Regions from separate parts of the Homo sapiens genome. Here region 2 is linked to region 1. Evidence: read pairs that join two places in POLR2A ChIA-PET (ENCODE). Cell type or tissue: Caco-2. All regions are shown on one strand. Links, peaks and the distances in the headings refer to the core of each region. The heading gives the core; the rest is flanking DNA.

The links. ChIA-PET counts read pairs that join two places held together with the same protein. Peaks named below come from ENCODE experiments on the same cell type or tissue, not always from the same donor. Only the 100,000 strongest peaks of a DNase experiment are listed, where the experiment ranks them.
Region 2: POLR2A ChIA-PET joins it to region 1 with 5 read pairs; 3 of 35 experiments call an interaction of 5 or more read pairs at or near these places.

The regions. Positions count from the first base shown.
Region 1 is chr12:109,141,721-109,149,178 of GRCh38, forward strand. All of the region lies in intron 2 of ACACB (acetyl-CoA carboxylase beta), which reads left to right. Among named protein-coding and RNA genes, the nearest start is that of ACACB, 29 kb to the left of the region's middle. In Caco-2, for the core only: no CTCF peak of the experiment used is centred there; a DNase peak (open chromatin) is centred at 3,381.
Region 2 is chr12:109,458,398-109,465,855 of GRCh38, forward strand. It overlaps KCTD10 (potassium channel tetramerization domain containing 10), which reads right to left. Exons shown (of 7, transcript NM_031954.5): 3 at 2,239-2,408. Among named protein-coding and RNA genes, the nearest start is that of KCTD10, 15 kb to the right of the region's middle. RefSeq lists enhancers at 129-934, 1,742-2,547, 2,548-3,354, 4,161-4,967. In Caco-2, for the core only: no CTCF peak of the experiment used is centred there; DNase peaks (open chromatin) are centred at 3,024, 3,274, 4,244 and 4,911; H3K4me3 peaks cover 1,040 bases.

The DNA.
Region 1 (7,458 bases), core at 1,480-6,479:
AAAGGAGGAGGAAAGTATTCCATATACTGAAACTTTTCAGGGGAAGAGTGTTTGAGTTTCTAGAAGGGTTAAGGGAAGAGAAAGTCTCAGAATCTAGTACAAAGAGCACAGTCTGTGGAGTCAGCTGGAGTGGGGTTCAGTCTTTGGCTCTGCCACCCCCTACTGTGTGACCTTGGGCATGACCCTTCACCTCTCCAGGCCCCAGTACCTCTGTAAAATGTGGAAGGGATTAAATGGGATAATGTAGGCAGGCATGGTGGCTCACACCTGTAATTCCAGCACTTTGGGAGGATGAGGCAGGAGGATCGCTTGAGGCCAGGAGTTCAAGACCAGCCTGGGCAATATAGTGAGACCTCATCTCTAAAAAAAAAATTAAGAATTTGCCAGACATTGTGGTGCATACCTATAGTTCTAGCTACTTGAGAGGCTGAAGCAGGAGGGTCACTTGAGCCCAGAAGTTTGTGGTTATAGTGAGCTATAATTGTGCCACTGCACTCCAGCCTGGGCAACAGAGCAAGACTCTGTCTCAAAATAAAAAAACAAAAAAGAATGTATCAAACCAACAAACTTATAACATGATTATTATTATTACTATTTCCTGAGTCTTGGATGCCAAAATAGTCGTGAAGATTAAATGAACTAATATTTCTCAGGTACTTGGCAAGAGAATAAAGCATCCATATTTGGTAGATAATAAATAGAAAGGGGGGCAAGTCTCCCACCTTTCCACCCACTGTCTTCCTGCCACCATTTTGAGGGGTCTTTACTGGTTTGAGCTTAAACCAAGGTTTTTCTGAGCTGGTACATTTATAAAGGCGAAAACTATCTCTCTCTTTCTCTTTCTTTCTTCTTTTTTTATTTTTTTGGACAGAGTCTCACTCTGTCACCCAGGCTGGAGTGCAGTGGCATGATCTTGGCTCACAGCAACCTCTGCCTCCCGGGTTCAAGCAATTCTCCTGCTTCAGCCTCCCAAGTAGCTGGAATTATGGGCGTGTGCCACCACACCTGGCTAATTTTTGTATTTTTAGTAGAGACGGGGTTTCACCATGTTGGCCAGTCTGGTCTTGAACTCCTGACCTCAAGTGATCCACCCGCCTTGGCCTCCCAAAGTGCTGGAATTACAGGCATGAGCCATCACGTCTAGCCTACTTAACTATCTTTCATAGGGAAAATGAAACCAAAATGTTGAGTGAATTTCCTGCCCTCGTGTCTTCATGGCATAGAAACCTAACATTGTAGATCAATCTTTTATCCTTACTTTGTCCCAGCAAACAGCTGGCAGGAGGGACAGAGGGATCTTGGAAAGGCAGTGAATGTGGAGCTGAATGACATTGTAGGATTGTGGGCGATTCAAAGGCTATGATATGGTGAACGAAGGAGTGATGTGCTGCATGAACTTGGGTGAGTCCCTTCCCCTCTCTGAGTCTCCAATTTATCATCTTTAGAATGAGGAGGCTGAGGCTGGGCCTGATGGCTCATACCTGTAATTCCAGCACTTTGGGTGGCCGAGGTGGGTGGATTGCTTGAGCTCAGGAGTTCAAGACCAGCCTGGGCAACATGGCAAAACCTCATCTCTACAAAAAAATATAAAAATTAGCCAGTTGTGGTGGTATGCACCTATAGTCCCAGCTACTAGGGAGGCTGAGGTGGGAGAATCACTTAAGCCCAGGAGGCAGAGGTTGCAGTGAGCTGAGATTGCCCCACTGCATCCCAGCCTGGGTGACACAGGCAGACCCTGTCTCAAAAAAAAAAAAAAAAAAAAAATGAATGAGGAGGCTGCACCAGACTCCTGAGATGTGACCTGTGGCCCTAAAGCTCACTGACATACAGTTAGTTATTTTGTCCCCGGTATGTGTGCATTTTCAGAGTTGAGAATTTAGAATTTTAGCACCCAGGGGCAATGCGGGTGGTTCTGCTGGCACCTCCTGAGACACTGGCACTTCCTCAAGGAACATTCCCAGCCCCAGAATCAGGGGCTTCTGACAGAGAAGACTCATGTGTGCTTGTTGTTTCTAATGAACTGTAGTGAGAATCCCACATCAAAGAATCTTCAGGGAGTCAAGCCTTAGACATGTGTGCTGGTGCCTGCTGCCTCTGGTGTTTGACTGGATGAAAAAATTATGTCCAAACCTGGTGTTCCAGCCTGTTGGAAACAACGCATATCAAAATGAGGCTGAGGTCCAGCATGGTGACTCACGCGTTTGGGGAGACTGAGGTGGGAGGATCCCTTGAGCCCAGAAGTTTGAGAGCAGCCTGGGCAACATAATGAGACCCTGTCTCTACAAAAAATAAAAATAAAAAATAAAATGAGGCCAGGTAAGGTGGCTCACACCTGTAATCCTAGTACTTTGGGAGGCTGAGGTGGGTGGATTGCCTGAGCTCAGGAGTTCAAGACCAGCCTGGGCAACATGGTGAAACCCCATCTCTATTAAACTACAAAAAATTAGCCAGGCATGGTGGTGCACGCCTGTAGTCCCAGCTACTCAGGAGGCTGAAGTGGGAGAATCGCCTGAACTCAGGAGGTGGAGGTTGCAGTGAGCTGAGATCACGCCACTACACTCCAGCATGGGCAACAGAGTGAGACTCTGTCTCAATAAATAAATAAATAAATAAAATGAGGCTGAGCATTTTATTATCTTGTAGAGCTTTTGGCTTTGGATTTTGGCATCTTTGGGATCCGTGGTAGCCTGGTGTTTGCTGGTTACCCATTGACTCTTTTGCACACATACAGGCAGGGTAGTAATACCTCTTCCCTGGTGTTCACAGGTCAACACCCAAGCAGTTTTGGGTGTAGGCCATGGAAGGTGGTGTCAAAAGACAAAATCACAGCAAATTTGATTTAAAACTCGAATTGGCTTTTATTTACAATTCTAGGATCATGCAGCACCTCATTCTGTAAAATAGAATGGGTCTTCCGAAGAGCTGAGCAGAGAGGAGCTTGGCTTTATAGGCAGAACAGGGCTGAAGAAAGCAGAAACAAGGGACAAAGGGGAGCTTCATAGTTTCTTTCTTTTTCTTTTTCTTTCTTTCTTTCTTTTTTTTTTTTTTTTTTGAGACAGAGTCTTGCTCTGTCACCCAGGCTGGAGGCTGGAGTGCAATGGCACAATCTCGGCTCACTGCAACCTCTGCCTCCCGGGTTCAAGTGATTCTTCTGCTTCAGCCTCCTGAGTATCTGGGACTACAGGCACATGCCACCATGCCTGGCTAATTTTTTATATTTTTAGTAGAGATGGGGTTTCACCATATTAGCTAGGCTGGTCTCCATCTCCTGACGTCGTGATCCACCTGTCTAGGCCTCCCAAAGTGCTGGGATTACAGGCGTGAGCCACTGCGCCCGGCCCGCTTCATAGTTTCAAAATGACTTTCCCTTCAGGGTTAAAACAAATGCAACTTTCTTATCATGTTGGCTCAGGTACACTGGACCCCTTCTGATTGGTTGCTATTGTTTTTTGGAAAACTGGTCAGTTTCAAAGTTCAGACTGATTGCGAGGCAGTTGGCCAGGAGTGATCCGTCGTTTTGGTTTGGTCTGTAGGGGCTAAGCACAGGAGCTCAGCTCAAAATCATGGCCTCCCATATATTAAAATTTTGTTTTAATTTTTTAGATTTGGGGGGTACAAGTTCAGTTTTGTCACTTGGATATAATTCCCAGTGGTGAAGCCTGGGCTTTTACGAGCCATTGCTTGCATAGTGTACATTGTATCTATTAGGTAATTTGTCATTCCTTACCCCTTCCCACCATGCCACCTTTCCAAATCTCCAGTATCTATTATTCTACTCTTTAGGTCCATGTGTACACTTTATTTAGCTCCACTTATAAGTGAGAACAAGCATAAATTATATTTAAGGGTGGTGCATGCAGGCCAGCCAGCCAGTTGCCTGTAACCAGCTGGAGCACTGAGGAAAGGAAGCCTGACCCAAAAAGGCAAATACAGTGAGCAAGAATCCCTGTTAGCTGAATCCAGGAACTCCTTCTGAAAAAAAATATTATTTTTCTTGAGGCCAGGCACGGCAGGTCATGCCTGTAATCCCAGCACTTTGGGAGGCCGAGGGGGGCGGATCACAAGGTCAGGAGTTTGAGACCAGCCTGGCCAACACGGCAAAACCCCATCTCTACTAAAAAAAAAAAAAAATAGAAAAATTAGCTGGGCGTGGTGGCAGGTGCCTGTAATCCCAGCTCTTCAGGAGGCTGAGTTAGGAGAATCACTTGAACCTGGGAGGCAGAGGTTGCAGTGAGCCAAGACCACGCCACTGCACTCCAGCCTGGGCAACAGAGTGAGACTCTGACTCGAAAAAAAAATTATTATTATTTTTTCTTGATAAGTTGCTAAATAATCTGTATCCTCTGGCAAATCTTCTAACCGTTTGAGGTCCTGTTTCTGCAAAATGGAAGCAGGGGCTAGAGGTTTAAGCTAGTCCTTCCAGACAGGATCCAACCCTTGCCCCATTTCCAAGACAAACAACTAAGGCCTGGGAGAAGAGGCCAGGGGTATTTATTTGAGGGTTCTGACTCACGTGGAAGCCACAGTGAAGAAGTGACTTGTATTTGTGGATCTGCTTCTGCTCTCTGCAGTTTCCTTGGGCAGTCACTTCACTGCTGCTCTGCCCTGGAAGGCCACTTCCTACATTCACCTCTTCCTGCCAGGCCAGTAGCTGGGAGACTGGCAAGGCAAGGATGGAAAATGCTTGTGTTAAGTCTGTGATTTGGGAGGAAGCTCTTTCTGAAGCAGTCTTCAAGGGGCTGTCTCCTTCCTGCAGTGCCCAGAGCATCCCAGAGTTCTCACAACTGTGTTCCTGTTTTGGGAGTTCGCACTGGGTTCCCTCTGAACTGAAACACTCTCTTTCTCCCAACCCCTGAACCCAGACCTCCCACCAGGGCCAGCTTCACAGGCATGCCCTGTGCTTCAAGGGACCCCGTGCTTGTTTTGACGCTTTGTTGTCGCCGTCTTGAGATTCTTTTTTATTTTGTTTTTTGAGACATGATCTTGCTCTGATACCCAGGCTGGAGTGCAGTAGCATGGTCATGGCTCACTGCAGCTTTGACTTCCTGGGCTCAAGTGATCCTCCCGTCTCAGCCTCCTGACTAGCTGGGACTACAGGCACGTGCCACCACAGCTGGCTAATTTTTTTATTTTTGGTAAAGATGAGGTTTTGCCATTTTGCTCAGGCTGGTCGGAATCTCATGAGCTCAAGCAATCTGCCCACCTCGGCCTCCCAAAGTACTGGGATTACAGGAATAAGCCACTGCACCCAGCCCCAAATTCACAATAATTTTTCAACAAGGGGCTCTGTGTTTTCATTTTGCACTGGGTCCTGCAAATTCTGTAGCCGGTCCTGCCTCTACTGCTAGCTCTTTGCCCATCAGAGTCACTTCCTCAAAGGGCCTTCCCTGTCCCTTTCTCACATTTAAAAAATCTACCCCCCAATTACCTTCAGTATCTTTATCAATCACTCTGATTAGTTGTCTTTGCAACATTTAATTATTTCTTGAGATTATGTCTGTTTTTGTTTGTTTGTTTGTTTGTTTGTTTTGACACAGTTTCACTCTGTCACCCAGGCTGGAGTGCTGTGGTGTGATCTCAGCTCACTGCAACCCCACAGGCTCAAGAAATCCTCCCACATCAGCCTCCTGAGAAGCTGGGACTACAGGCATGCATCACCATGTCTGGCTACTTTTTTTTTTTTTTTTTTTTTTTTAGTATTTTTAGTAGACACTGGGTTTCACCATGTTGGCTAGGCTGGTCTTGAACTCCTGAGTTCAAGCAATCCACCCACCTCGGCCTCCCAAAGTGCTGGGATTACAGGTGTGAACCTCCACAACCGGCTCCTAAAAGATTACGTCTTTTATTTTTTTATGATCTACTTGGTTATTACCTGTCTCCCTACACTGGAAGCAAGTTCCGTGAAGCCAGGGCCATAGTTATAGTGGTCTCTGTTTTTCCCCACTGCCTAGGCTGGTGCTGGCTCATGGTAGGCTTTGAATATCTGCTAAATACATGAATGAAATGAGCTGCAACAAGCTTGCCAAAGACAGAATTCTGCATTACGGGGGAATGTAAAACATGTGATGAATGAGTGTGGGAATGGATGAACGAATGGATGAATGAATGGATGAATGAATGAATGGATTAATTAATTAATTAACAGGTGAATAGGCATTTTATAGTTGTTGCTCTTTAGCAGCAGTAAATTTTTGTTTTCATAAAATTCTTTCTCCTTGTATCTTGTGACTTTGGAGACTAGTTCTGGGGTGAAACTCCAATTTTAAATTTTTCTTCTGTCTTTGATAGGATCATGCAAACTCAGCCTTTCTCTCCTTTCTCCCAGCTGGCAAGGGCTGGCTGAGAATATGAATCCAACAACCTCGTTAAGCTCTCTCCTCCCATCTCCTCCCCTTTGGGTTGATCTCAGGGCAGGGATTAGAACTTGGCCTTTCCTTGGACTTGGAAACAGTCCCTGAGGTTTGGAAATCCCATGCAACACTTAGAAACAGAGCTAATGAGAACATTACATGATGTGGCAAAATCACTGCTTACATGCTCTGAAATGAGCACGGTTACAAGAACCTCCTGTTCTGTGTGATCCCATTTTGTTGGACAAACAGCATGTGGTTAGTAGTGCATAGTGGGCCTATGATGAGACACTCAGGTTCAAAGCTACCTCTTCCTAGCTTGTACCCCGACTTAGTATGACCCTGTGGGGTGCGCATGTGGACTGAATGGAATGGGACAGGTTCAGGATTGCTGAGATTGCAGCTGGAATCCTGAAACTTAAAGCTATGAAATTGAAGTTCATAAATTAGTGGTGAACTCATTTGGCAGCAAAACCTGTCCTGAATTGATGTGAGGTTATGTATAGTAATTATTTATCCTATTCTGCTGCTGAAATATTAATATGATAATGTGGAACAGAAAGTTTTACCTTCCTAAAAACAATAATTTCCAAGTTCCAAAACATATCAGGCCCTGGGAATTTCAGATAAGGGATTATGGACTATATATAACATGCTTAGAATAGTTCCTGGCATATAGTAAGCACAAAAAATGCTTCTGCTTAGTAAATGTGCCTAATAAATGTGTGTGTGTGTATGCGTATGTGTTTGTATGTGTGTGTCTTAGAGGGACTGTAAAGAGTGTCTCCAAATAGTAAATAATCATTTTATGTGGTATGATTATGAGTGATTTAAATTTTCTTCTGCATTTTCTAACTTTCTGCTCTAAATGTCATTTTATAATGCATTTTAACAATGTATAATAATAAAACAGTATAAAAATATTGGGAGAAAGAGTAAACCAATCATCTCACTTCCTAGATAGGAAGCTGAAGCCCAGAGACATTCCAGGCCTCTCAGCAAGGTAATCAGAGGCCCAGAGCACCATTTGAACCCAGACCCTCGTTAGATGTGGATGTGAAATCAGTCAACGAACTGCTAGTATTAGTGTCACTGCCTAACCTTCCCC
Region 2 (7,458 bases), core at 1,709-6,708, 320 kb after region 1:
TAAAACCCCACTACCATGACTGCAGAGGAATTAAAAAAAAAAGCATAAACCCATAAGGGGAAAAAGAATGGGAGAAGTGAGGTCAGCAGACCAGTAAAAAAAGTCAAAAATTTGAGGGTAGAAAGGTCACAGGTGAGCGTTAACCAAGGAGAGGGGGAAAGCTGAAACCAGTGGGCGGAAGCACTGGAAAGATCCCCAAATCCATCTCCGTCCCCATGCAGGCAGAAGAAAGGGCCATCTTCCTGCAGTGGTTTGCACGGTAGAGGACAGGGCTGAGCTGCGATTCTGAAAACGGGGGGACAAGTGAACATCACACTAAGTGATGAGCAACCCCAGCTCCTTCCCCTTCCAGATCCCCAAAGGCAGCCGGCCAGGCCTAGACCCGTCAGGCAGGAGGAGAGTAGAGGATTCCTCTTCAGGAACACCACCTGCTTCCCCCAAAATGGCTTACAGATTCTGACAGTTGGGGGTCCCGCTGAAAAAGTCTGCCTTATCACCCACAATGCAGCCCAGTGGACAACAAGGACCTTCCATGCACAAACAGCTTTCAGAGTCTCTCATTCCTTCAACAGACAGCCAAGCATCATCAGATTACATGTGAAAAGCCTCTTTAACATGAGAACAAAACCAAAACAAAGACAGGAAAAGAGGAGGAGTCAGATAATGAAGGGAGAAGAAAGAAAACAAACAGAATCATCAGACAGTTGAGAGCAGATACGGCCTCCTAGGAAACAAGATGAGCACGCTGTGGAAAGCAGGGCATTCGGACAGCAAGAAAAGGCTCCTGAAGTTAGAAAGACGAAGCAGAAATGAAAATTTTGATAGAAGGGTTGAAAAGGTGAAAAATAAAACTTCTGAGAAAGTAGAACAAAAGGATAAAGCCAGAGACACTAAGAGGAAAGAATTAGGAGGTCAGTCCTGGAGGTCTAACCTTAGACTAACAGAAACGAGACCCAGGGGCATGTCTCCAAGACAAAGATGAAACAGAACCTCTGATGTGTCTGAACACACCACTATGAGACCGCTGAGAACGTGGGGCTGAAGTAGGAACATATATTTAGAAAACCAAGTGAACAAAACAATGAGGCAATCCCTAACTCTGGCAAACTTAAAGTTATAGAAGAAAGAAAATAATCACTGTACACTCTGTGGCTTAACTGTCAGCCGTATTTACACGTCATGACGTAAACTCTGAATTTAACCAAAACTGTGATGAACTGTACTGGGAGAATGGGAGAAGGAAAAGTATGCCTAAGCTTGGTGGGGGTAGAGGTAGGGGCAGTGCGTGAGCTAAATTCTAGTTTCTATAGTCATGCCAGTAGATAATGTCAAAAACTGGGAATTCAATAAAGAGCAGCACAGGCGAATTATGTGGAAACATAAATGTGAACAGAAAAAACTGCTGAAAGAATTCACAGAGGTTACTGCAAGGGTGAAGGAGAGTAGGAGGGGTATGGTGGTGTTTTGATGTTAACCTTGCAGCACTATTTGACTTCTTGAAGGATGCATGTGCATCACTTTCAACAGTGTAGTAATAATAAAAAAGTAAATGCTGCAACATTCAGTTAGGTCTGCAGTGAGTTCAGACTCTCAGAGTAGAGGTGGTGTGCAGCATTATGGGTACTGGTCCGGTGCGGGGCCAGACACAGACATGTGGTGTGGGGGAGGCCCAAACAAGGGCCTCATGCACACAGACCAGATTCCTACGAAAACCCAAAGGGATGCTTCTGATGCTCTGCCACGTTGCAACTTTGTTTGAAATAAAGGGGTGTTGGCCATGTCTAGAAGCATTTTGTTTTTGTGGGATTTTACTGTCACCAGACCTGACTCCAGTGGTCCTGCTCTGTCTAGCTAAGGAGTGAGGGGTGTCTGTCTGTAGAGATTATGCTGAGCTCCCAACAATGACTTGTGGGACTAGAGTAAGCCCTAAGATTGGTCCCGAACACCGACCAAGTTTCACACCGCGGGGTTCTCTGCTGAAGGGTTGAGATGTACACATGAGAAGATCCAACAGCATGGGGCTGCAAGGAGTGACACAGTAGTTAGGTGGCCTGCTGTTCCAGGGAGGCCTCTCAGGGGTCACTCCAACCGAAGGAATCGGGCTCCAGGGCAAACTCATTAACTCTCACAACATCTCAGTCAGACAGAAACTGCCCCCATTTTGCAGAGAGGGAAAATGAGGAAGGCAGGTAGGCTTGGTGCCTCTCCACCCATATGGGAAGAAAGGGTGATGCCTACTTGTAGGGCCGCCTGGCACTCTTCCACCAGGCCTTGGACTAGGTAGTACTTGGCTTCTGCTAGCAGCTCCTCGATCTCCCGGCGGCTCTCGGGTAAAGGCACCGCCCCGTCTCGAAGGTAGTTGAGTATCGTACCAAAGTGCTTCCCACAGCGGTCAATGAGGATCCAGCCTGCAGAGGGAGGAGGCAGGGGCTGGTTACATGGGCCCTCCTCTTGTGGGAGGCCCTGAGCAGAGCTGGGGTGTCTCTCGGCTCCCTCTACCTCCCAGCGGAGAGCGGGACTGCCTGGAGAATGGCAGCCTCACCTGCCTACCTGCCCACTAAGGGCTGAGGAAGCCCCCACAGCCTCCAGGCCCTACTGGCTGGACACAACCATAACCCCAGGTGACCCTGGTCTGAGGCTCTGTTAGACATCCCGACTCTTGAGGCCCAAAAGTACACTTCTGAAGTACCCTCAAATATCCCTTACACAAGGACATCCAACAGGGGCCTCGTGTACCACACCTGGGTAAAACAGGCCCAAATGGCCACATACCAAGGATAGAAGAAAGCCTTCTGGGTAAAAAATATCTACTTCCTCTTTCCACAAAGCTTCCTTCAAACTGTCACATTAACAGAGCCATTTCTAAGAACGCACAAGTCTCACCCTCGCAGACTGTGACCTCTGACTCCCAAGGCTGAGCCCTAGACACTGACCAGCACCAACACAGGAAGTCCTATCCCACAACTTCCTGCAACAAGCACTTAGTGGCTAGTGAATGACCAAGACAGACCCCACCCTCAGGCAGCTCGGTAAACATGGGGAGACAGAATCAGCTTTTATTGGATATGGAAAAAGGTCCCAAAGCTGACCAAATCCAGGCACTGTGAAACATTCTTGGGGGTGGGGGCCAGGAAGACTCCCTACTCTGCTGCTCAATGTCCTTTCTAATCTTGTCACTGAGCTGACATTCCTCCACCAGAGATCCTGAGGGTTTTCAGAACTCCTCTACTGAAATGCAGTGTCTCTGGGAGTGGTATTTGTAGAAGACAGGACTGGAGCCTAGGAGGAGGAGGTACCAAAAAGGAAGGCAGGAATGGAGCAAAGTCCAAGTATCTCCCAACAGCAAATGTGAAGCTCTAAAAAGAAGCCAGACAGATGAGAGGGTGAAGTCGAGGCCTTCTGACAAGCAGGGTGACCTCAGGCAAGGGGCGTCCCCACGGCTCCTGCCACGCATTACAGGTGGAAAATGCCAGTGCGCAGGGCCGTGAGAAGGCTTCAGTAGGAATCGGTCACTTTATGCTACCACCTTCCTCCCCACTTTGGGAGAAGGGCCAACATTTCCACTCCTAACAACGCTGTGCCCTGTTCCACTCCTAACAATGCTGTGCCCTGTTCCACGTCCTCCTCAGACTGGGCCCTACTGATCCTGGGCCTTGGATCAGTGGCAGAGGCCAGCAAAAGTTGAGAGCAGCAAACGCATCTTTTTCACAATCCAGAGTCTTAAGTCTGCCCGCTTTCCCCTACCCCTTACCTGGCAGGTCCAGTCCCTGCCAAGTGCCCTCTCATGGTTTTAGGGCATAGTTTGGTATTCTTTGCATGAATTGCCAGGAAAGTTTGATAACAGGGCCGTTTCCAGGTTCCCCTGATGAAACAGCTCAGCCTAAAGTTCCTGGGCCTTTTGTTAAAAGAACGGTCTCCACCCTCCAGCGGCTTCCACTTCCTACTTCCGCACTGTTCCAATTTCCTGAGTAGGTGGGAAGAATACCCCAAGTGGGGGGAAATGCAATACAAATGTATAGCCCTGAGTCAACTCCTGGTTTCAGGGAAGAAAGAGGCCTTCCCAGGCATGGTAAATCACATCACCCTGACAGTGACCTGCAAATGTGATCCCACCCCACTTCTTTCTACATCTGAGAAAACAAAATATGGAATTAATATCTTATGCAACCCAGATGCCTCCAGGGCCAGTAAGCACAATAAATGAGTGCAGCTGGGCGGGGCTGAGGCTGGGGCTGACAGGACAGCATCTGCCCTGCCCCCAAGAGAGGCAGGCTCTTCCCACTCCAGCCAAGAGTGGCCAGGCAGGAATGTGGGCCCAAGAGCTGTGAGCTCTGATGTTCCATGCAATGCCAGAAACCCAGATTTTTCTGTGAATTCCCTGATTTTTAAAGGACGGTAAACTAATTAAAACAAAACAAAACTGTCATCAACCCACCACAAGGCAAACAAAACACATCTGCAGTTGAACTGGGCCTGCAGGCTACCAGCTTGAGGCCTCTGTGCTACCCTACACCAAGTAATTTTTTCTCAGAAGGCTGACAAGGCAGGGAAAGACCGTATTATCTTTCTACCAGTTCTTTTTTGAGGGGAGCTCATTCCCTTGCATTTTCCACAAATAAAACAGAGGCTCAGAGAGGTGCAGTGCCATTCCCAAGCAGAGGCAGCAGGACTAGACCACAAAGAAAAAGTAAGGCACTCATAGGAAAACTCCTTTCACCAGAATTGAAAAGATAAATAGAATTCAACTCAGCTGCGCAGGGAAGGAACCTTCCACGTTCTGCCTTTGATGTCTGCAGAACTCAGCTGCTTGGGAAGACCCAGGGCCCTGAAATCAATTATCCAAATGACAGCCCAGAGTTCCCATAAATGAACAGGCAGACCGTGACACTGGGCTCCGGCTCAAGAATGCCGTCAGGAAATGCTTGTGGCGAAAGAATCATACTTTGGACAAATAAGGGCAAGGGAGCCAGGCACACTCTCCAGGAGGTTTCAATCAGCGTTTTGACTTTAAGATACTGTGGTTGCTTTCAAAGCAGGAAGTGATCCCTTTGAAAGTCAGCTCAAATGCCTAGCACGTAGAAAGACAAATGGAAGTCAAGCAGCTCCTCGCATGTGGGGGGTCTCTCTCCTGCTGCCACGGGGCACGAGAGCTATTTAGGAAGGCTGTCCAAAGTCAGGGCAGCCTGGGATCCCAGACCCATTAGGCAAGGCTGGAGAGCAGAACTGACCGGGACCACACTGGGCAGCACTGGACTTGGGCTCCAGGACGTCCTCAGCACAGCACAGCAGTTAAGTGTTGGAAACCCAGCTCTGATACCTTCTTGCTGGATGACATTGGTGCTTCAATTAACCTCTGTCTAGCAGTTTTCTCTTCTACAAACGATCTCACAGGGTTGACATAAAAATATGATGAAAGAACGTACAGAAGGCACACAGCACAATGCTGGGTCTACCAACAGCACTCAAAAGCAGCTATGGGTCTTTAACAATCTCATCTTTCATCATTATTGCTGGAAGCAGAGCAGCAGCGTCCAGAGGCAGCAAGTTCCAGCCCCCAGGATGGAGTTGGTGTTGCTTTCAGGGACCCAAGGGAGGAGAAGGCTGCTCTGGGGGTCAGGAGGATTGGGCCACTAGGCTCCCCTCCTCCCCGCCCCGTGAGCATACCATGTGCTTCCTCTCTCCCTGGATGTCTGACCTCTCCTTTCCCCTCTCCCACCACCTCCAGGGAACCTTCACTGACCTCTCTTTGCCATCCTAAGGTATTTATACTCTATATTTTTGTGGTTCCCAAACACCCCTGATCATAAATGCCACCCAAGGTACTTGTGAAAAATTCAGATTCTAGCAACCTGCCTCATTCCTGATCAGAATCCCTAGGGCAGGGTCTCCAACCTGAGCACTTTGACATTTTGGACCAGATAATTCTTAGTTGTAAGAGGCTGCCCCGCACATTGTAGGGTATTTAGTTGCATCCCTGGCCTCTACTCACTTGACGCCAGGAGCACCATCATCCCCAAGAAACAACAAAAATGTCTCTGGACATTGCTAAATATCCCAAAAAATCACCCATTGGTTTGGGCATCACTGAGGTAGATCAAGGATGTAAGTGTAAAAAAGCGATTTAAACTCTGAGGTTTCCAAAAGCCCCATTAAAAAAGCTCAGACAAGTCAGACTGGGAGAAGATATTTGCAGCACTGGACCCCAAAGAAACAGGATCCAGTATATGAACTTTTGCAAAGTAATAAGAAAAAGGCAAATGTGTAAGTAAGATGCAATCAAGCAGTTAAAAGATTAAACTCAAAAGAGCAATACACATAAAAACATGCTCAACGTACCAGACATTAGGAAATACTGAATAAAACAAGGTACCATATCATACTCACCAGATTTGCAATAATTAAAAGGTTGGACAGTGCCAAGGGTTGGCAAAAATCCAGACTTCTGCAGGGAGTAGAAGTTGCCATAACCACTCCAGAAGGGACTCCTGCAATATCTAAGGAAGTAGAAGATGCTGTCCCAATTCCCCTCCTGGGAATAAACTCTAGGGCTGAGCTCCCAACAGTGGGTAAGATCTTAAAGCCATAGCCCTTGAGATGGCTGGGTGGGATCTAGGGAGTCCAGAGCCCCCTCATTTGCCAAAGTGAAAATATGATTGTCTACGTGCCCCATGATGTGGCAAAGGCTGGGCAGCATCGCACAGAGAAACTCCCACGCACGGGGAAAGCGTTCAAGGATGTTCACATTCGTCACAGTGAACACCGCAAACCCTCTACATGATCATCAACAGAATATGGCTCCGGCAGCGGCTGTATGCTTCTAGAATGGACACTCTACCACCGGAAAATGTCTGAACGAGAGCTATTTAGTTGTGGATTGATCTCACAAGCATAATGCTACGTAAGCAAAAGCAAAACATACAAACTGTACAGCACCATTTACATCACGTTTAAAAACACACCAACAGCGCCTTGTTTAGGGACATGCACAGCTATAGTAAGAGTAATACCTGGAAAGATGGACACTTGTGGTTCTCAATGCTGGTTGCACACTAGAATCACCCAGAGAGCTCTTCAAAGTCCTACTGCCTGGGCCACACCCTGGCTGGGACCCAGGCACCAGTACTGACCTCCTCAGGTGACTCCCTCTGTAGCCAAGCTTGAGATCCACCTGGTGACCCCAAATGCTTACCTTTGGAAGGGAGAGGGACAAACAGAGAAGGCACAAAGGGGCCCCACAGGTACAGGTCATACTTTATGCCTGGGCTGAGCCTGGTGGCACAGGTGAGTTTGTTGTATTATTCACAATTTAAAAGCTCTCAGGTACTTCAGAATTTTACCAAAGAGCATTGTCATGGAAGGCAGAAGGGCTGGAGATCTCAGGGAAACCCCCAGGAACTGCAGTTTTCCCATGGATCAGACTGGACTTCCCAGTTTTCTAGGGGAATGTGCGATCACAAA